2 separate regions of the Homo sapiens genome follow, and region 1 is linked to region 2. A link is a loop called in an ENCODE intact Hi-C map of the cell type or tissue named here. Cell type or tissue: ovary. All regions are shown on one strand.

What was found. A loop is a pair of places that touch in the nucleus more often than their neighbours do. Peaks named below come from ENCODE experiments on the same cell type or tissue, not always from the same donor. Only the 100,000 strongest peaks of a DNase experiment are listed, where the experiment ranks them.
Region 1: a loop joins it to region 2, with 7 times the contacts of the local background. A loop is called at or near these places in 1 of 110 quality-filtered maps.

Annotation. Positions count from the first base shown.
Region 1 is chr2:239,988,771-239,993,770 of GRCh38, forward strand. It overlaps NDUFA10 (NADH:ubiquinone oxidoreductase subunit A10), which reads right to left. Exons shown (of 10, transcript NM_004544.4): 9 at 1,304-1,412. Among named protein-coding and RNA genes, the nearest start is that of NDUFA10, 34 kb to the right of the region's middle. In ovary, a CTCF peak has its summit at 3,121; no DNase peak of the experiment used is centred here.
Region 2 is chr2:239,597,551-239,602,550 of GRCh38, forward strand. No RefSeq gene overlaps it. Among named protein-coding and RNA genes, the nearest start is that of LINC02991, 22 kb to the left of the region's middle. In ovary, no CTCF peak of the experiment used is centred here; a DNase peak (open chromatin) is centred at 2,021.

The DNA of each region.
Region 1 (5,000 bases), 390 kb after region 2:
AAGCAGCAAATCCGCAGAGCCCCACTCAAAGAGGGAGAAACAGCACATGCACTCACACACGTGTACAAGGACAGAAAGGGAGACACAGCACACACACTCACACACGTGTACAAGGACAGAAAGGGAGACACAGCACACACACTCACACACGTGTACAAGGACAGAAAGGGAGAAACAGCACACACACACAAGTGTACAAGGACAGAAAGGGAGAAACAGCACACACTCACACACGTGTACAAGGACAGATAAGGGAGAAACAGCACGCGCACTCACACAAGTATACAAGGACAAAGGGAGAAACAGCACACACACTCACACACGTGTACAAAGACAGAAGGAGGTGAACACAGATTATTAACCGCAGGTGCCTCTGAGAGATATCTTTATGGTTTTATGTGTTTTCCCCAAATCCTCACACTGAATAAAACCACTTCCAAAACAATCCAAAAAATTTACTTAAAAGAAAATGCCAAGTAGAGTAAGAAAGCAAGCAAGGGGATCTACTCAGACTTTCAGTGGGTGCTTCAGGCAATTTGCTCATATCAACTCAGACAATTATAGTAATGCAAAAAGATTTAGATTTCAACTCATCTACATGTTGAAGGCATAGCTTGGAGTTCTGATTTAATACAACTATTTCACTTTTACCCATAACAAACCACAGCCACCACTGCCGCGGATATGGATCGTGCTCTTCCCAGTCCACTGACATTGGGATTTGCAGTGCAGGCTGCAACTCACCCGCTGGTTCCCAGCGAAACTTACACACGCCTCGAACCTAATGGAATCTTGCCAGAACAAATAACTCACTAAGAAGGTATGGCAATTGGATAAGAAGATCAATGACACAGTTGCCCCTACCAACTTCCACCCTCGCTGTCTGTCCCAAGCTCTGCCTGCCCTCCCTATGTCCTCCCATATGGCCTAAGGGCCTTCTGCAGAAATGGAACCCTCATTATTTACAGACAAAGAGTAAGAAAATACCAGAAGTAACATCTGACAGTAAAGAAACTGACATAACAGCTGATGAACAGAGTGTTCTCCTATCAAGATAATATGCCTGATGAAGAACCTTCCAGAAGAACATCTCTGCTCTGGGGCTGTCATCTGAGGACTTCATCAGCTTTCCACACAGAAATACGGGGAAAAGGGAGAATTATTTCAATGAAAAAGAGGCTCCTTCACTAAAACAAACAAAACACAGCAACAACAAAAACTCCTTTCTGGAGAAGTGACTGCATTGTCCCCAGGTGCTGCAGACTCATCCACTGGCCAGCTTTCTCCATTTCCACAGTCTTACCTCTCTGAACTGATGTAAGACACGGTCAGTCTGATGAGCTCCAATGGTGACTTCCGGGAGAAAGATAGGAATGCTTGTGTAATTCAGCACCTCAAACTTATCCTGAACCCTAAAAAATAAGACACATGTGGATCACACCAAACCATCAAAATAAATACAATAAAAGAAGTGTAAGTCCGATTTTTTTTAAACATCCATATAAAAAATCTATATATCCCAATAAATGCTATTCGTTGCCAAGCAATCATCCCAGCAGCAAAGCCTTCCTCCCAAAGACCACATGGTCGATCTGGAGCTGCTTTTTAATATTACTCTCAGAACCTGAGGTAGCATCTTTTAAAAGCCTCAGTACCTACATAGGACGACCTTCTGGGAATGGATGCTGTTTTGGAGACATAGAAAAAGGAGGCAAAGTGTGCTTTAAACACAGGAATAGCAGGAACAAAAAGCTAGAAGCAAATGGTTACATGACAGTGCTACACACAAAGCATGCCCCCATTAACAATTTTCCAGATGAGTGGATCTTGGGGCAGGAACGGTGAGTAGCTTCAGTCCCTCTGGGGTTGCAGCCAGCGTCTTACTGCTCTGTTCTGTATGCTGAGGCCAACATAGGATGGTCTGTTGTACCACGGCTTGTAAAAGGTCTAATTCTCCACTTTTCTTGGCACCAATAAATATACAAATCATAGGATAGTCTCTTAGCTTTATCATTTCATTTTGCTGAATGTTAAAATATTTATACTTTGTTACAATTTGCTTATTTTAAATTAAATATAGTCTGAATATAACCACTATACTTAAAGATTTTTAAAAAGCATTTTTTCAGCTTTTGGAAAAAAAAACATTAAAATAAAGTCTCTTTTCTTAAGGGCTCAAAACAAAGAAAATAATTATTTTCAACAGTCACATTCCCATTACTGAGTTATAAAAGCAGGAGACGTTTCTCATTTGTAATGGCTCAAATGGAAATTATGTGAGTGTATCTGGCTCTCGGCCAGACTTTGTGAGACAGTCCAGGCCCACTGAGCAAACCCACGGCCTGTTCCCCACAGTACCCAGGTAGGCTCTCCCACAAACAGAACAACCTGACCAGAACCCAAGGCTCACGGGATCCATGAATCATGCTTCCACAGACAGCCACAGAGCTGCGAACCTGCGGCAAGCTGAAGATGAGTGGACGGTAGGTATAGCGTCAGGAGCGTCCTAGTAAAAACCGCGTCGCTCATACACGGTTAGTGATCCAATAATGCAAATGCCCCTCCAAGAAACTGCTGCCAGGATAACAATGATCGTTTGCTTTCCTAAGTGTATTTATGTGCGTTTCCACATGGGTAGGCAAATGGCTGTAATGTACATACTTACAGATAAGATCGTTTTCTTAGTTTTACTATTAAGTTGGTTTTACTTGCCAAAAGATATGCAAATATTTTTTAAAAACTCAAGCAAGCAAAACAGAAAGTTTGTGAAGGGCATAAAGTTGCTGTATTTTGTAAGACTGCATTAATTGTAAGACTACAAGTTCCCTCTCCAGAGGAAACTGCTGCTAGCTTTCCTTATGCATTCTATCTAAACACTTCCATGCATGTGTCAATAATCTACAAGTACGTATCTTCTTACTGTTAACACAAATATAAGGATAATTTTTGAAGTGATCTCACAATAAGAAATTCCAACTAAAAATGAAGTTCATATTTTAAATGTTAACAAATATCAATGTAGGGAGGTGACATGGTTCTCTTTACAGTTTGAAAAACCTAAGAAAATGCTAGAAAATGCGAAAGCAATCAGTGGCCTGGACCATGTGTAGTATAGAGAGCAACAGCGCCATCTATGCTTAATTTGGCAACATTACATGTAGTCCCGGAAAATCTTTTAACAAGTAGGCTTCAAACTATTTTTGAAGATTAAAAAAAGAATCTGTTGCAATGATTCTACAATTTATTTATACCTAACCAAACTACCCTTTCAATTTATTACTATGAGCTTAATGATGACTACTAGGAAGAGTCCATGGTATATCTCCAGTAAACTCCTAGATTTAAGTAAGAAATAAAGATACAAGGAATCATTTTATGACTCAGGAAGCAAAAGGCAGTGAAAGAAAATATTCTCTTCACAAAGCACTTAGTTTCATTAAGAAGAATTCAAAACTGATTGAGGATAATATATCCTTTTAATATCATAAGTCACTGTCTAAAGAAGAATATAAAATATACTAGAGCTTGGTTACAATATGAGGTGCTGGGACACGTATTTTAAAACAAGAGTAAGGCAGGAACACAGAAAAAAGAATAAAATTGTAAATAGTGTTTTATGACTCAAGCTGTTTCCCAATTAACTGAATGTCAACACTTTGTCCTATAACATTTCCAAACCCTATTTTTCAGTTTCTCCTGAATTGCAAAGTTCTATCTGAAACACTGTACTTCTGAAACCAAACTCACATGCTACAGTTTCTGTAGCACTGAAATTTCATGTTAAAAAGACGTGCTCCAGGAGTCATGTAAAAATCTTGGCAATTAAGCAAAAAGAAGGTGGGTGTGAAGGTCTGGGCTCTGGAGAAGCAGGGATGGTCTGAGAGGAGCTTGCACAGCTGGAGGCCTGACGTGTCCTCGGAGGTCCTGACTGGACTGAAACCAGCCCAAGCAGGCGCCAGTCAGTTAGGGATGTGGATATGAACAAGACTGAAAAATACAATTACTGCCTCTCAGCACAAGCATAGCTATACACATACACATAATTAGACACTGGCAACACGTAACTGAGATGGTGCAGAAATGTTCTAAACCAATAATTTGGTCAGGTTATGGATAAAATGAATGTCACTGGTAAGCGGCATGTTTACAATAATTATGTTAGAAAATTGGTCATAATTATCACTTGAGTCCCTCAATTGAGAAATGGTACTCAAATGAAAATAAACACAATTGATATTGTAAACTTATGAAACATCTTTGGGGAGGAAGAAAGGCAAAATACCAGGAGAAAAAAGGACAAAGCCATTCATAGTGAGCTAGATTAAAACAACGGAATGCTATAATTGATACACTATGGGGGAATTACAGGATCCTTCTCTATGCTCCGATAAGCACATAACTAAATAACTACATGAATGGTGCAGAATCGAACCAACACACATTTCACACTGTGTTTAGAAAATGACACTGTTACCACAGGGAGGTCAAGTCAGACACAATCCCTTGTCTCCGTAAGTTTGTTAGATGTCATATGATGCCCAGCAGTAGCTAATACTAACAAACAAGGATACCATATACATTCATATAAGTAACAGCCTACAAGAGTTAAGGGAAGGTGTCAGGGAGAAAAAAGGGTGATTACGTCCAAGCTTTAAAGACTGCTAGGATTTCTAGGTAACTACTGGGCAGGTGGTGGTGGAAGAAGGGCCTGGCAGATTGCCTGGTATCCTGGTAGAAGACGCAGAACCAGGGCAGACTGGGATTCTGAATTAATTCTGGGAAAGGAAATTCAGACCTATGACTAAATGAAGATAGGCCACTCAAAGATTCAAGTAAAGAGAAAACAGGGTCACTGTGACTTTTTAAAAAAATAAACCTGGTGGGAGTGGGATGAAGAAATAAAGAGGCAGAGGAGCAGAGACCAAGAACCAGGGGATTACACACCAAGGGGAGCAGCAGTGTTAGAGACAAGGGAGAGAAGTCACTGAAAGTGGCACACT
Region 2 (5,000 bases):
GGAGGTGGGGCCTGGTGGGAGGTATTGGATCATGGGGCGATTCCTCATGAATGGTTTAGTGCCATCCCCTTGGTGATGAGTGGGTTCTCAGTTCAATGGAGATTGGCTGTTTTCAAGTGTGTGTGCCTCCCCCTCACTCTCTTGCTGAGTGACATGCCTGCTCCCCCTTCACCTTCTCCCACAGTTGAAAGCTTCCTGAGGCCTCTCCAGAAGCTGAGCAGATGCTGGCACCATGCTTGCTTCTCGTACAGCCTCCAGAACCATGAACCAAATAAACCACTTTTCTCGAGAAATCACCCAGCCTCAGGTATTCCTTTATAGTGATGCAAAAATGACCTAATACAGTGGGCATATCAGCCAGGGTTCCCGAGAGAAACGGGGCCAGGAGAAGGAGCTGATGTAGACATAGCTGCGATGTGGCTGTGGATTTAGATGAAAGAATCTACAATGATAAGAAGTTGGCAGACACGATTATGGAGGCTGAAATGTCCCAACATCAGCAGTTGGCAAGCCTGACATCCAGGGAAGCTCGGAGTGTAGCTCCAGGCTGAGTCAGTGGAGAGCCAGTGGTGTAGGTGCCAGTCCGAGGAGGGAAAAGACCCGGGGGCCAGGGCAAGCACCCAGGCAGGAGCCGTCCTGCTTACTCAGCCTTTTCGCTCGATTCGGGTCTTCAGCTGATTGGATGAGGCCCACCCACATGGGGAGGCCCATCTGCTCGACTCAGTCCACTGATGCAACGTTCAGTCTCTTCCAGAAACCCTCACACACGCCCCCAGAATGATGCCTGTGTCTGGACACCCCATGGCCCAGTCAGGTTGATGCAGAAACTTAACTGTCACGATGAGTATCGTGCCCGTTTCACAGATGAACTTTCTTACCCTCTCTGCCGCCAGTTACCCTCAAGTTCATGTGACTCATAAGCAACAGAACTGAGAGTGAAACTCAGGGGTCCTTGTCACTGGACTCACCTTCCCTCCCACAGCAAGAGGCCGACCACATGGTTGAAACCGTGGCCAAGCTTCCTGGGTGTAGGGGGTGTGGGGCCGTCCGTCCTCAGCCACGTGGAGGTCTGTGGTGTGAGCTAAGAGCAGCGGTGTGGAGAACGGGCTGCCTCCCTCCTTCCCAGTGTTCTCACCTGATCGAATGACTTTGTTTCCACATAATAGTTTGTCTTGGTTTTGAAATAACTGCTTAGCTACAACTCCACTACAACCTATATTTTTCCCAAAATCTCAAAGATGCAGGACAACACTGAAATACCTGGTGGGTGAGATAAGACTTAGGAATGCCCCACGGCAGCTGCTTCATCAGTAAGAGGCCTCAGGCCCAGAAGAACAAGCCCCGGGAGGAAGCCCTGCCCCAGCCGTTCCCGTGGATTCTGGGTGATGCAGGAGGGCAGGACAGTGGGCAGGGGAAGAGACGAATGGAGGATGGATGAGGCTGCAGAGATTCTTCCACCAGCCAGGCCTGCAATAGGCCTCCTCTCCCTATTGTGTCTCCCAGTGGAAGCTGCTAAGACTCCACAAGCCTTCCTGTTCTCTTCTCACTATCCTGGGACCCTCTAGAGCCCAGGGGTGATGGAGATGACCCTGGGAGAGTCTCCATCGTGGTGTCAACTTGCCTTGGAGCCACTCTGGCCGAGATACTGCTGACACTTTATAAACAGTTTCTGAACTAAAGCACGGTTCAATCTATGACAGATCTTTCCAGTAGGACTTTGACCAAAAGATTCAGGGGTGCTTGCTCAGGCCGGTCTATCCTGATTTTTCTTCCATTTTTTTCATCTGTGTAGAGAAAAGACTCAGCCGTGCGACAGCTTGGCCGTGGACACCACTGGCCTCCTCATGTGCCGGGCAGAGTCCTCCTCACTCCTGGGTGGACCTTGCTTTTATGCCTCCAGGACGTTGCATGTGCTGTTCTCTTCCTTTCAAATGCCCTCCTCCCCTTTGCGACTCATCCTTCCAGGCCAGCTCGGTGACATCTCACCACGGCGGGAATCTGGAGCTACCTCTCCCAGGGTGAGCCTTGCCACTCCACACACGCCGGGCGCCATCCTCAACTGCTGGCTCACATGTTTCACAGATGTATTTTGCATTTCTCATAGGAGACAGGGATGTGTCTTGTGAGTTCTGGAAGCCCAGTGCCGCAGCCCACATGTTCATTCATTAATTCATTAATTCATTAATTCATTAATTCATGTATTCATCCGACGGATAAATGAATGAGATCCTAGAAGATCTTTCCCCACTGTCCAACAGTGAATCTCCCTCCCTTCTTGTTCTTGCTGGGCCCCCATAAGCTTGGAGGACTACAGGCCACCAATATTTATCCTTTTCAGTGTGCTCGAGCCCTGCCATCTGGAAACTTTTCTTTCTCAAGAAGCGCCATGTTTCCGTGTTAAAGACATGTAAACTCAGCAGCCCGGAAGGCCCTGTGGGGCTCTCTCAGGGATGCTAAGGAACACCTCCTTGGTAAGGTGCCCACTCACCTCCCATGCTGTCCTGCTGGACTCCACAGCCTGGTGAGAAATGCTCCACGTGAAGCCACATGACCTTTTCTCAGGCTGGAAAATGAGTTGGCGAGAAGCGTACCTCTCCAGAGACGTGCACGTTTCTCTTCCCTGGGGGCTGCTGTTTCAGAAATTGCCTGTGGTGTTACTGCTTTGTTGACGATTAAAGCACAGGCTCTGCTGAATTGCAGGGACTGTTAGTGGCTGCAGGCACCTGCTGGAGGATTGTGGGTGATAATGAGGTGTGCGGCTCCTCACTCTGGCTGGAGAGGCTGCTCGGGGAAGAGGGTCTGAGCGTTCTGCCTGGAGTCCCGGCTCCCTGGCCTGCTGAGCGAGGAATGGGGTGGACCTTCCAGTTGAGAGTGAAATCCATCTTGGAGTATTACTTCCTACTTCGATAATAATGGTCCGTGGCCGGGAAGACTGGGTCCCTCAGACCCCATCCTGCTCCCAGAGTGGGAAGGGGGCTGAGGGCACAGTGAGGCATCTTGCCTGTGGGCTCAGGGTGCTGGCCAAGACTTGCCACAGAGAAAGAAAGGGAGAAAGGGAAATTCCGAGTTTTCCGTGGGATGGCAGTTCTCTCTCTCTTTTTCATGTGATTGACGGGAGGCTCCAGAGGGAGGTTGGGAAAAGGCACCCCACACTGGGGGATGAGAATCTAGGAAAGAGCAGCAGCTGAGAAAGGACAGCAAAGGGCTGGGAGAGGCCACAGAGACCACGTCAGCCCCTGTCCTGGGGCCCAGCTGCACTCAGGCCACATCCCCCAGGGCCACCTCAGGCAGCGGTGGCCTCCTTCCCCTCCCGCCCGCTCACCTTCAGAGGGGGACATGGATGGAGGCCTCTTCCTCCCTGGGCCTCCCACTGCTCATCCAGGGCACCCCACTTTGCTGCTGGAGCACAGGGACCTGGGATCTGGGCTGGGTCCATGTGGCCTGCAGCTTCCAAGCCTTTCTCTGAACCTCACACTGGACTTCAAAGATGCATGTGGATTTTGTATTCGCCATAATCTACTTGTTTTATATAAAACTTACATTTTTCAGATTTCAGTTCTTAGGCTACCAGGCTGTAGGTGTCCCAGCCCCACGCAGCTCTGGAGCGCTGGGCAAGGCTTGGCACAGGGAAGCCTCTCTGCCCTACCAGCCTCAGTTTCCTCACCTGCAGAGCCCTCCCACCCTCTCAAGCTCCCGCCAGCACAGCTGCAAACTGTGTGGCTCACAGGCCCCAGTGCCCCAGAGTCTGCAAAGCCCTGCATGAATCCAGTCTCCACCAGGTGAGTGGGGGCACTGTCGGGGCTCAGAGGTCCTTGATCTCGGCTTCTGGCTGGTTCCCTGGACCTGAGCCTTTCAAGGCCAGGCTGCCTGTCCCCACCTGCTCTGCCTAGACTCCCCCGGGTCACCTCATTGTTCCCCAAACAAGAAAGTCCCACTGCAGGGCAGGCCTCTCCCCTGCAGGTGCCCTTTTGTGAGGCAAAGGACCAGCTCCTGCCTGCTTCCCCACCCCGGCCTCTGTCCTTTGTCAGTTTGGATTTTCACAGCGTCTGACTTGCTGCGCGCCCTTCAGGGAGCCCTGCTAGGAGGACTGGGTCCTTTGACTGTTTGGATCTCCTGACCTGAGCCTGTTTCCTCCACAATAGGAAACCACCGTGGGGAACCGCAGCAACAAAGCCTTTTGTGGGTCCAGTTATCCCGTCAGGAGCAGACAGGGGTGCTGCCGGGAGACTTCGGCCCCGTGGCTGCTTTGGCTCCTCTGGTACCAAGCTTAGAAGTAGCTCGGTGGCTCTCTGATCTGCAACATCGCAGACACTGAGATAGTTGAGACGCTTCTTGGAGGATGCTGCCCAGAGGTTAGCTTCTACCCACACACTGGGGTTTCTCCAGTTGTCCACTAAATCTTTAAAACCAGCTGCAGCCAGCCAGCCACCCTCAGATGGCTGGTCCCAGGACGCCCAGGACTCCAGACCCTTCCCATTTACCCTCTGGCCTTCCTGGCCTCCTCCCGGCTCCCTGTTCCTCTGGTCCCTCCTGGGCCCCCTGGCTCTCCCTGGGGTCTTTGAACTTGGGGGAGGGACACTGGATGTCCTAAAGCCATGACACATGATGACGCTGTGTCTCAGGGTCTTTGGGGGCAGAGACTAGAGCTCAGGACAAGCTTCGTCACACAGGTCCCCTCCTTCCCTGGCCCTGTCAGTGTCTCTGAATCCCAAGCACCGCGACTCTTCCGAGTTGCTTCCTGAGAGGCCGTGTGCTGTTCTGCCATTGGCTTTCAGTTGTCAGTCATCTTTCAGCTGATGTTATAAAGGTGTTCACACCCTTGAACAGGAGCCTTTTGTGGTGTGTGGCTGGGGAGGGTGTGGTCCCTCAATGAGGCGTTTTGCATAACGGAGCTTCCTTAGACAACTCCACAGCAGAGCTGGTTCCCAGACTCAGCCCTTCCTCACTGCTCCTTCATTCTGAGGTGTTCAGGCAACACCCGCCGTGTCCCAGCCCTACCC